2 separate regions of the Mus musculus genome follow, and region 1 is linked to region 2. Evidence: chromatin loops called from intact Hi-C (ENCODE). Cell type or tissue: left cerebral cortex. All regions are shown on one strand. Links, peaks and the distances in the headings refer to the core of each region. The heading gives the core; the rest is flanking DNA.

What was found. Peaks named below come from ENCODE experiments on the same cell type or tissue, not always from the same donor. Only the 100,000 strongest peaks of a DNase experiment are listed, where the experiment ranks them.
Region 1: a loop joins it to region 2, with 4 times the contacts of the local background. A loop is called at or near these places in 6 of 42 quality-filtered maps.

Annotation. Positions count from the first base shown.
Region 1 is chr14:26,650,083-26,655,467 of GRCm38, reverse strand. Arf4 (ADP-ribosylation factor 4) reads right to left here. Exons shown (of 6, transcript NM_007479.4): 4 at 2,291-2,362; 5 at 1,506-1,631. Among named protein-coding and RNA genes, the nearest start is that of Arf4, 15 kb to the right of the region's middle. In left cerebral cortex, for the core only: a CTCF peak has its summit at 3,385 (motif pointing left); no DNase peak of the experiment used is centred there.
Region 2 is chr14:26,953,306-26,958,690 of GRCm38, reverse strand. It overlaps Appl1 (adaptor protein, phosphotyrosine interaction, PH domain and leucine zipper containing 1), which reads left to right. Exons shown (of 22, transcript NM_145221.2): 7 at 180-238. Among named protein-coding and RNA genes, the nearest start is that of Gm41114, 13 kb to the left of the region's middle. In left cerebral cortex, for the core only: no CTCF peak of the experiment used is centred there; a DNase peak (open chromatin) is centred at 3,037.

The sequences.
Region 1 (5,385 bases), core at 273-5,272, 300 kb after region 2:
TTGTAGTGCTAAAGATCGTACTCAGGGCCCTGCATGTGCTAGGCAAGTCCTCTGCCATTAAGCCACATTCCCAGTGTAAAGGGGTAAACTTCTGAAAGATGTTTGTTGATACTTTTATTTTTAACAGAATAGTCTTCTTTCACCTTAGAATAAAATTTTATTTTCATGTTGCAAGGCCACAGGGTTTCTCTGTGTAGCCCTGGCTGTCCTGGAACTCACTTTGTAGACCAGGCTGGCCTCAAACTCAGAAATCCGCCTGCCTCTGCCTCCCGAGTGCTGGGATCAAAGGCGTGTGCCACCACACATGGCCAAGTTCTCTTATTGTGTATCTTTTTAAATCCATGTAGGACACTGCAACATGCTACACAACAAATAAATAGTATCTGTCATGCTGGCAAATTAGAGCAAAGCTCTTGTAAAGGACAGGACACTCAGTTTTCCGCAGTATCTTTTGCTTTTGTTTTTTTTTTGTTTTGTTTTGTTTTTTGTTTTTTTGTTTTTAAAAAAAAAACCAAGGTCTCATGTTTGTGATACAATTTATATGTATGGGGATATTGCCAATACATCAATCACTGATGTAAAATGTTAAGCTATTTGATAGCAGGCACAGTATTTCTTGTAATTTTGTATTCAAAATATCTTCAAACATGTATCAGTAGAGGTTTTTTCATAAGGTTTTCTTTTAAAGTCAATAAGCAAAGAGCACTGGACAGTATGATCTAAGTTACAATTGATACATCCTGGGCTTTTTATGAACAATCCAACATGCAGGGCTTAGTATGATTGCATGTTTGCAATCCTTGCACTGAGGAAAGAAAAGCAGGAGGCAGGTGGATGTCCTTAAGTTTAAGGCCAGCGCAGACTATATATTAATATATTATTATATTAATAGACTATTTATATTTAGTGAGCACCACCTAAAAAAAGCAAGCCAAGTATAAAGTCCTTGCTAAGTTGGAGATTCTATTCAGTGTTTGGGTGATTACCCTCACTTGCACAAGAAACATCTGGGTTCACACCCCAACACCACAGGGAATAGTAAAAATAAATAGCTGGAGAGCTATTTCAATGATACAAATTTAAGAATGTCTGTAACCTCTACATATTCAACTCAACATTGTTAATACATTAATACAGAAGATAAAATTAAAAATAAAATTTAAAAATAGAAAATCAGTATTTTTAAAAGCAACATTCAATGCAGTTAAAGAAAAGTCCTATAAATCACATTACCCTATTTTTACAAATGTCCTGTATGTTCAAAGGAAATAATTATTATACATTTAAACTGGGCCAACATGGCATATGCAGAGGTGACCAGATGTCTTTGAGTTTGAGGCCAGACTAGTCTACATAGTGAGTTCCAGTCCAGCCAAGACTACAAGTGAGACCCTACCTCCAAACAGTAACAACTACAACAATACTAACAGACAGCTGAGTATCAATCAGCCTACTTACCCCGACACTTCCCAGAGAGGAGCTTAGTGTCGCCTATCAATACTTACTGTTCTGTTTCGGAGAGACTGCAGACCTAGCTTGTCTGTCATCTCACTGATGGCCATAGCGTTTGGCAGATCCTGTTTGTTTGCAAAAAGGAGCAGCACTGCATCCTGCAGCTCATCTTCCAGAAGCTGGGGATAAAGGCTAAACCGTTAGCAGTTACCCATGGAAAGGCCAACCATGCACAACAGCCTTCCGAAGCATACATTTTATTTAACATTAAACAAGCTATTGAACACCAAGTAAATTTCTCTATGTAAATTTTTAAGCACTCTTAAAATCTCATATCCCTCAGTTTGAGCAAATAAAGATTTGCCTCTAAGAAAGGAGACATTTTTTGCTTTTGTTACTGTTTCTCCCCTAGACTAGCCTCAAAATTGAGATTTTGCTGTTTCTGCTTGCCAAGTGCTGAGAATCACAGGCCTGAGCTGCCATTCCTGCAGCACAGCTGTTTAAAGCCAATCATCCTCCATTCTATGGTTTATTTTATTTTTTTTTTTGGACTCCTATCTTCCAGTGCAAGAAGTGTACCAAAAACAGATCCATGTAGCTCTGATACATTCTATCCTGTGGAGATAACACACTCTGTGGAAGGCCTGGTCTTATGATTACCACACTTACATGAAATCTAAAAGAAGTGACTGTGGGCACAGAAGGCTTTCCTGTGCATTCTTAAGAACCTGGAAACAATATAGTTTCCCAAGTTTATTTCTACCTCTAAACTGTGTAGCCACTGACAGATCTCAACACTACACCCCTTGCAAACGATCAACTGGAAGTCTATACTCACCATTTTCTGCAGCACAGCTGCTCCTTCCTGGATTCTTTCACGATCATTGCTATCTACCACAAAAATGAGACCCTAGGGAAAATTTTTTCCAATAAATTTAAAATTAGTATAAATATACACTAAATATAAAATACCCACCAAAACAGTATCGAAAGTTATTTAGTTAGACTTGGGGTAGAAAATATGTTCTTGTGTCCTGGCCAGTTTTACCTCAAGTCATCAGAGGGGAAAAAACCTCAAGTAAGAAATGGCCTCCCTGCTGGGCGTGGTGGCGCACGCCTTTAATCCCAGCACTCGGGAGGCAGAGGCAGGCGGATTTCTGAGTTCGAGGCCAGCCCGGTCTACAAAAGTGAGCTCCAGGACAGCCAGGGCTATACAGAGAAACCCTGTCTCGAAAAAAACCAAAAAAAAAAAAAAAAAAAAAAAAAAAAAAAAGAAAGGAAGAAATGGCCTCCCACCATGGGATGCAGCTGTGGGCACTTTCTTCATTAGTTACTGACATAGAGGGCCCAGCCCGTGGTAGTGCTGTCCCGGGCTGATGGTTCTGAGCTGCTTTGATCATAGTGTTTCATCACAGCAGTAGTAACCGTAACTAAGACTGAGGGTTTACAAATAGAGTTGTTAAAAGTCTCTAACATGGGGCTAACAAGATAGTTCAGCAGGTAAAGGTGCATAATGACCTGAGCTTGATCCCCAGAACTCACATGGTGAAAGAGTAGATTCCTCCCAACAATGCAAGTTTTGTCTCAGAGGTACCCCCCCAAGACAGACAGACACAGAGAGAGAGAGAGAGAGACAGACAGACAGGCAGGCAGGCAGAGAGAGGAGGGAGGGAGCAAGGGAATGAGGGAGAGGGAAGTGATTTTAAATTAAAAAGAAAAAAGTTTCTGTTCAGGTTAATTTATGTCAGCTGATGCAATCTGACAGGAGGGAACTTCATAAAAAAAAGCCTCCATAAGATAAGGCTATAGGGGCTGGAGATGGTTGGAGATAGTTGAGAACACTGGTTGCTCTTGCAGAGTTTCTGAGTTCAATCCCAGCAACCACATGGTTGCTCACAACCATCTATTACTAGGATCTGCTGCCCTCATCTGGCATGCAGGTGTATATGCAAATAGATATTTAACAAAACAAAACAAACAAAAACAAAGATCAAGCTATAGGCAGGACTGTGGGGCATTTTCTTAACTAGTGACTGATGGATGAAGCCCCAAGCCCACTGTGGATGGTGCCCTCTAGGCTGGTGGTCTTGAATTCTATGAGAAAGCAGGCTGAGCAACCAAAACAGCAAACTGGTTAATAGCAACCTTCCATCAGCTCCTGCATCTAGGTTCCTGCCCTGCTGGAGTTCCTGTCCTGATTTCTTTTGATGATAAACCAATATATGGAAGCCTAAGCCAAATTAACCCTTTCCTCCCCAGATTGCTTTGGTCATGGTGTTTTACCATAGCAATAGTAACCCTAAGCCAGTCCTGTTAAAATAAAAACCAAATAAAACAGGAAGATAAGCTCAAGGCTTATATTGAAAACTAATTTAAGCAACATGTGATTTTAACCTATCAATCTTACTTCAAATCCAAAAAAAAAAAAAAACAACAAAAAACAAACCCAAAACATATATGCACACAGACAGACACACACACAAAGCATAAAAATCGAATTAACCAATGACTACCTTTCTCTACGCTAAGAGAAACAACTGTAGCCCTTTCCCCTTCCCTGCCATATTTAAGTAACAGGAGAGCTCCAGGTCTTTTGTGTAGCACAGAAGAGTAGAATGCTTGCCTAGCCTGCAAGCAGCTCTGGATTTGAGCTCTTACACTGAGCAAAACTGAGTCTGGTGTTACACTCCTCAGTGATCGCAACATTCAGGAAACAGAGGCAGGAGATCACAAGGACTATCAGCTACAGTGACGTCCAGGTTGCTACTATGGGCTATGTAAGAACCAGTCTCAAAAGTGAAGAAAATGAGCAAACAGAGGCAATGGTGAAGACAAAAGGAAAATAAACAAAGGATCCCCAAAATTATGAGTGATATTGATTAATGTATGCAGTAAAAGGCACATACAAAGTGTGAAATGGAGAGACAACACACTTTTCTTGTTCTAAAATAAATTGGAGAATTGGATAGTGGATACTAACACGTTGTTTTCAGGTGTGTGGTTATAAGAATAACTTCCTGATAGTTTAATCATCTTTAAGAAAAAGTATTTCATTAGTAATGCAAAAGAACTGTTTACATATAATTTCTTCCTCTTTAAGTTATATTTTATTTTTTTGAGATTAAAATATAATACATTATTTTTCCTCTTCCCTTTTCTCCCTCCAACATCTCCCATGTAACCCCAAACTCTCTGCTCTCTTTTAAATTCACGGCATCGTTTTCTTTGTTGTTGATGTGTATATTCCTAAATACATCAACTTAACCTGTTCAGTCAATAGTTTTTATATACTTCACCATAGGAACAAAAAAAAAATCTCGCTCTATAATGTAACCTGCTAACTCTCTAACTGGAAGAAACAAGCCCTAAGCAAACATCTCATGAAATTTTCAAGGATTACAAGATCAAAAGAAACTCATAACAAAAAGGTGGCAGTAAGAATTTAGAAGATATCTGCAAATATTACAATTTTTTTACAGAAAAAGAAGTGGCATTAGAAAACAACTGATTTGAGCTGGTGAGATGGCTCAGCGGTTAAGAAAACCTACTGCTCTTCCAAAGGTCCTGAGTTCAAATCCCAGCAACCACATGGTGGTGGCTCACAACCATCCATAACAAAATCTGATGCTCTCTTCTGGAGTGTCTGAAGATAGCTATAGTGTACTTACATATAATAAATAAATAAATATTAAAAAATAAATAAAATTTAAAAATAAAGAAAACAACTGATTTAAGACCTTCTTGAAAATTTTCAAACTGCACAGTATTTGAAATTCTCAGTTAATGAAACAGTAGTTAAACTACATCTCTGTTAAAAGTATGTACCTTGAGCCAGGCGTGGTGGTGGCGCACGCCTTTAATCCCAGCACTTGGGAGGCAGAGGCAGTTTTCTGAGTTTGGGGCCAGCCTGGTCTACAGAGTGAGTTCCAGGAC
Region 2 (5,385 bases), core at 231-5,230:
CTTTGTAAGTTAGTATTTTCTATCAATTTGTACATAGTTACAGAATTAAGGGAAACTAGGCTATGGGGAGAATTTGAACATAGTGATGATGTAGTAGAGAATTCTTACCTAGCTCTCGGGTAGATGTAGTCTTGTCAAGTACTGGTGTACTGTTAATAATACTCATTTCTGATTTCCAGATCATGATGCCGCAATTAATAGGTACAGTCGGTTGTCAAAAAAGAGAGAAAATGACAAGGTATGTTGTATACACTCTTAAAAACATTTTTAAAGTATTTTTAATATGGATAGATGTTTTGCCTGGATGTGTATCTGTGTACTGTGTATGTTAAGTATCAGGAGAGGCAAGAAGAGGGAGTCAGATCCCCTGGAACTGGAGTTAGAGATGACTGTGAGCCAACTTATTATGTAGGTGCTAGGAGTTGAACCTGAATCCTCTGAAAGAGCTGTGAGTGCTCTTAACTGCTGAGCCATTATTGCCCTACACATTGCCTCTACACATTCTTTCAATAGCAAAGTTAATGACCATTTCATTAGGTGATTTAGTTTTTCCTATTTAAAAATAGAGCCAACAAATCATTGTTGTGGTATTACTCTCATGTTTTTTTCATGTTCAAATAATTTCTGATAATTGCTTTTCTTTTTCCAGTAGTTGATAGTATAATTAAACATAACTTTTAAAAGTATCCTGATTCCCAGTATATAAGACTGTTTTTGCTTTGTATTTTGATAATACTGCTTATGTTCTGTTTTCATCCGACCACATGTATGTTCAGAAATATTATGTGCAATACAATTAATATGTAATAATATGTAGTAACAATGAATGAAAAAAGAGGACATGAACTGCAAAGAGAGCAGGAGCGGTATATTGGAAGGCTTAGGGGGAGGAGAAGGAGAAATGCTGCAATTATATTAATCTCAAATAGAAAAAAAACACAAAAGAGAAATAATTCAGATTTGTATTTAGTTATATGAATGTATGAATAGGTGCTGGAGAGGTGGCTCAGCAGTTAAGAGCACTGGCCTCTCTTCCAGAGGTCCTGAGTTCAAATCCCAGCAACCACATGGTGGCTAACAACCATCAGTAATGAGATCTGATGCCCTCTTTTGGTGTGTCTGAAGACAGCTACAGTGTACTTATATATAAAATAAATAAATAAATCTTAAAAAAAACAATAAAAATAAAAAAAACCACACTTAAAAAAAAGAAAGTATGAATATGGGTGTTTAAATAGGTGTCTTAGTCAGGGTTTCTATTCCTGCACAAACATCATGACCAAGAAGCACTTGGGGAGGAAAGGGTTTATTCAGCTTACTCTTGCTGTTCATCACCAAAGGAAGTCAGGACTGGAACTCAAACAGGTCAGGAAGCAGGAGCTGATGCAGAGGCCATGAAGGGATGTTCTTTACTGGCTTGCTTCCCCTGGTTTGCTCAGCCTGCTCTCTTATAGAACCAAGACTACCAGCCCAGAGATGGTCCCACCCACAAGGGGGCTTTCCCCTTGATCACTAATTGAGAAAATGCCTTACAGTTGGATCTCATGGAGGCATTTCCCCAACTGAAGCTCCTTTCTCTGTGATAACTCCAGCTGTGTCAAGTTGACACAAAACTAGCCAGTACAATAGGTGTTCATGATAGTTTGAGTAAGGAAAAGAGAACCTTAATTCTGTAACACTGTGTTGGAAACATTAAGAATCATGGTTAAGGTAAAACTAAGTCACATACATGCTGCAGACCCTCTCAGTCCCTTTGTCTGCGTAGGACGAGTCTCTCGGTGCAGATGGGCAAGGAGTCGGTGAATGACAGACAGATGCACACAGGAGATTGTGTAGAATCTGAATGTATTGTCACAAAGTGAACACCAGTCTTATATAATACAGAAAATAAAGGGGGTAGGATGTCACAGCAGTACATTGAAGTTGCCTGACACAAAACAAAGGAATGACTTCAAGAGGACTTACAGGAACCAGGTAAAGGTTTACAGTAAAGATCAAGCAGCTCTTCTTAGGGGCAGCTTAATGACAGCTAAGGATTTCACACCCTAGTCATAATTTGTGCTACTTCTTTGAGCCTTTTGAAAGCTAGCACCAGGGGGTTCTGCTCTAGCAGACCTTCTCATGAATAATGCAATACCACAACCCCTCTACTTCCTGGGCCCTGATAAATTCTTGTATGAGTGTAACTTTTAAGTATCTGTGGAGAATCTCCATTTGTCAGAAGAATTCACCAACTTGCTTCTAATATGCAATGTAGCCTGCTATACCTGGCTGTAGTGAAGATTCCTGTCTCAGTGGGATTCCCTAACTTTTACTTGGTAAAAGTTAATGGCCTATTAGCTAGGCCATTGTATATGGGTGAGACTGACTACTGCCCTAAGTAATCACTCTGCAGACTTTCGCCCTGAGCTATTCTAGTTCCGTTCTTTGTAATGCCTAATTTGTTTCACTGTCTCTTCCAAGCTCCTCAGCTTCAAGCATTTTCTAGGACATTGGAACACTGGTGGAGGCTTAGCTATGTCAGAATTCAATCTTAAAAGGCACTTATAATAAATAATACTAAAAGAGAGCACGTGGATCCATACACCAGACTAATGCGGGGATAGGGTATGAGTATACAGGTTATGAGAACGCCAAAGTTCCGGGAGGTGAGTTTCCGTGAAACTCTTTGCCTCGTGAGTGCTCCCAGGCCTCTTGGCCTACCAAGCAAACTTCACTGGAGTGTGCATAGCACATACATACTTCAGTTAATGTCATACATGGAACTCAATGAAATTCTGGTGTAAGGCTTTCTCTATTTAAAGGGAACATTTATATCTTGATATTTCTTCAAAGAATGAACCCAGAAATACTACATAATGTTTGAGGATGAATGTGTTTAAAGATTAAAAAAGAGAATATTTATAAGTTCTGGGAGGTTCAAGTCTTGATATACAGCTTATACCAATGCTTGCAAATGAGGTGATCTCTGTGTAGGACTTGGTATTTGCAGCCATGGTCATAGCTGCTGGTAGAGACACAGTGACTACTTGCGAAATTAACAACTGAGTAGGATTTGCTGTGCAGCAGCCACCATGGCAACAAAGGAAATGATTCTCACACAGTGATCATTCTTTTAGACTGCTTTCCATTTCTAATTTTAGTTCACAAGTAACCAATAAACATACACAGTTTGAGATTTATATTAGTCATTTTGCCTTGGAGAGGTACTTAAGGGTCTAGGTTATAAAATTTGGCATATTTTATATTGCTTTTTGGCTATTCCAAGTATTTTAAAAAGCATTCATCTTTTTTTTAAAGATTTATTTATTTATTATATGTAAGTACACTGTAGCTGTCCTCAGATACTCCAGAAGAGGGTGTCAGATTTCGTTACGGATGGTTGTGAGCCACCATGTGGTTGCTGGGATTTGAACTTCAGAAGAGCAGTCGGCGCTCTTAACCACTGAGCCATCTCGCCAGCCCCCATCTTTCTTTTGAATAGAAAAATTATTGAGCATCTATTTATTAAGCAGTATGTTGGATGCCTTAGGGGACAGTGTGACTAGGTATCACTCCTGCTCTCGTGTTCATTGCAGGTTTAGTGTGAATGTGTTCCAGTGTACAAGGAGGAGGAGACTGCAGTAGCATGAGTTAAATGCACTAATAGAGATTTTGCTAAAAAGAGTACAGATAGAGTCTTATTGGTGAGTTGGACAAGTTTGTACTTTAGGAGGTGACCCATGTATTGACGATAAGTAGACAACACTTTGGGGATTGAAAAGGACTTTCCTAAAAAACAAAAAACAACAACAACAAAAAAAAAAGCCTCAAACTGAACAACAAAAATTCCCCAAACCAAAACAGTCTCTCTGTAGAGGCATGCTTCTGGAGTTTGGAGACTATGAAGGGTTAGAGCACTGGCTTTGCAGTAAGATTTGGGGACATATCTGAGGCTCGCTCTTTCTTTATTTGAAGTGATGTACTAGTTTCTTGGTTTCATGCCTTTATTCTCTGTGCAAAACATGAACCCACAAAGCAATAGTTGTGACAATGAAATTAGTGAATGTAGAGCAGCAGTTTAAGCAAGTTTCACTAAATTCAATCACTATATGATGGGAGGAAATGATTCCCTCTCTGTGGGTGGGTTTGAAATAGGTGGCAGAAATAAGAAAGTAGCTGGGGGCTGGATGGTGTGGCTCTCATGTGTGATCCTAGCACTTGGGGGGCAAAAGAAGGAGGATCACTGAAACTTTGAGGCCACGCTGGAGTTCAAAGGCTAACCTGGGCTACAGAATGAGATACTGTTTTAAAATAGACCAACAATCCCTTTGTCTAACAAGGAATAGTTTGGAGCCAAATTGCTGTATTTCCGGCCTTGAAATTTTTGTTAGAGAAAGTGAATAGTCATCAAAGGATTCCAGATGAGTAAATAATGTCATACAGTTATGTTGTATAACAAAAGCAGTAATGAAAATGTGAAAGGGATAGTACTAAAGAGATTCCAGTAGAAAAGAAGAGACTTATTTGCATAGTCATGATGAAGATTGTTATTAAAAGAGGTCAAGAAAGAATAGTTTGGTGAATTTTTCTTCATCTCTAAGACCTTATTAATGGTAGGCAAGCACTGAGACTCACTTCCTAGCCCTGCTTTGAAAGAGAGAAATCCTATAATAGGAAGTGAAATTCAAATTGACATTTCCTAGAGAGAAGAGACAATAAGGGAGGACAGCTGTTGTAAGCAAGACGCCATTTTCTTTTTTTTTTTTTTAAAAGATTTATTTATTTATTATATGTAAGTACACTGTAGCTGTCTTCAGACACTCCAGAAGAGGGCGTCAGATCTTGTTACAGATGGTTGTGAGCCACCATGTGGTTGCTGGGATTTGAACTTCAGACCTTCGGAAGAGCAGTCGGGTGCTCTTACCCACTGAGCCATCTCACCAGCCCAAGACGCCATTTTCAATTTTGTGCATTTCCAGTGCATATAAATGCTTGTACTTATATGTAAAAAAAAAAACCCATCCTTCCACTGGTTGGGACAGGGAGTGCCGGGGAGGAAATAAAAATTTACATCACCAAGTCACTGGTGCATTGGATAGTGTCAAAACTTGATAGGTATTTCAAGGAAAGAAGGCAAAGAGCCTAATACATATTAGGCCTCTATAAATGCTCAAAGAAAATTTGTTTGAGTGAAATAACTCAGGAGAGCATATGTATTTTAAGTGTGAATCCAGAAAAATAAACAGATAGAAAAAAAGAGTGGTAAGGAGAAAACCAAGAGGGGAAAGTTTGTGGTATGAGCTGATTCAGATCAGACATTGCTGGCTAAATAATAATCCATATGGTGGACTCTCTACCCTGCTTAGTGCACATGTTTACATTTACAGTTGCATGCAGATATGT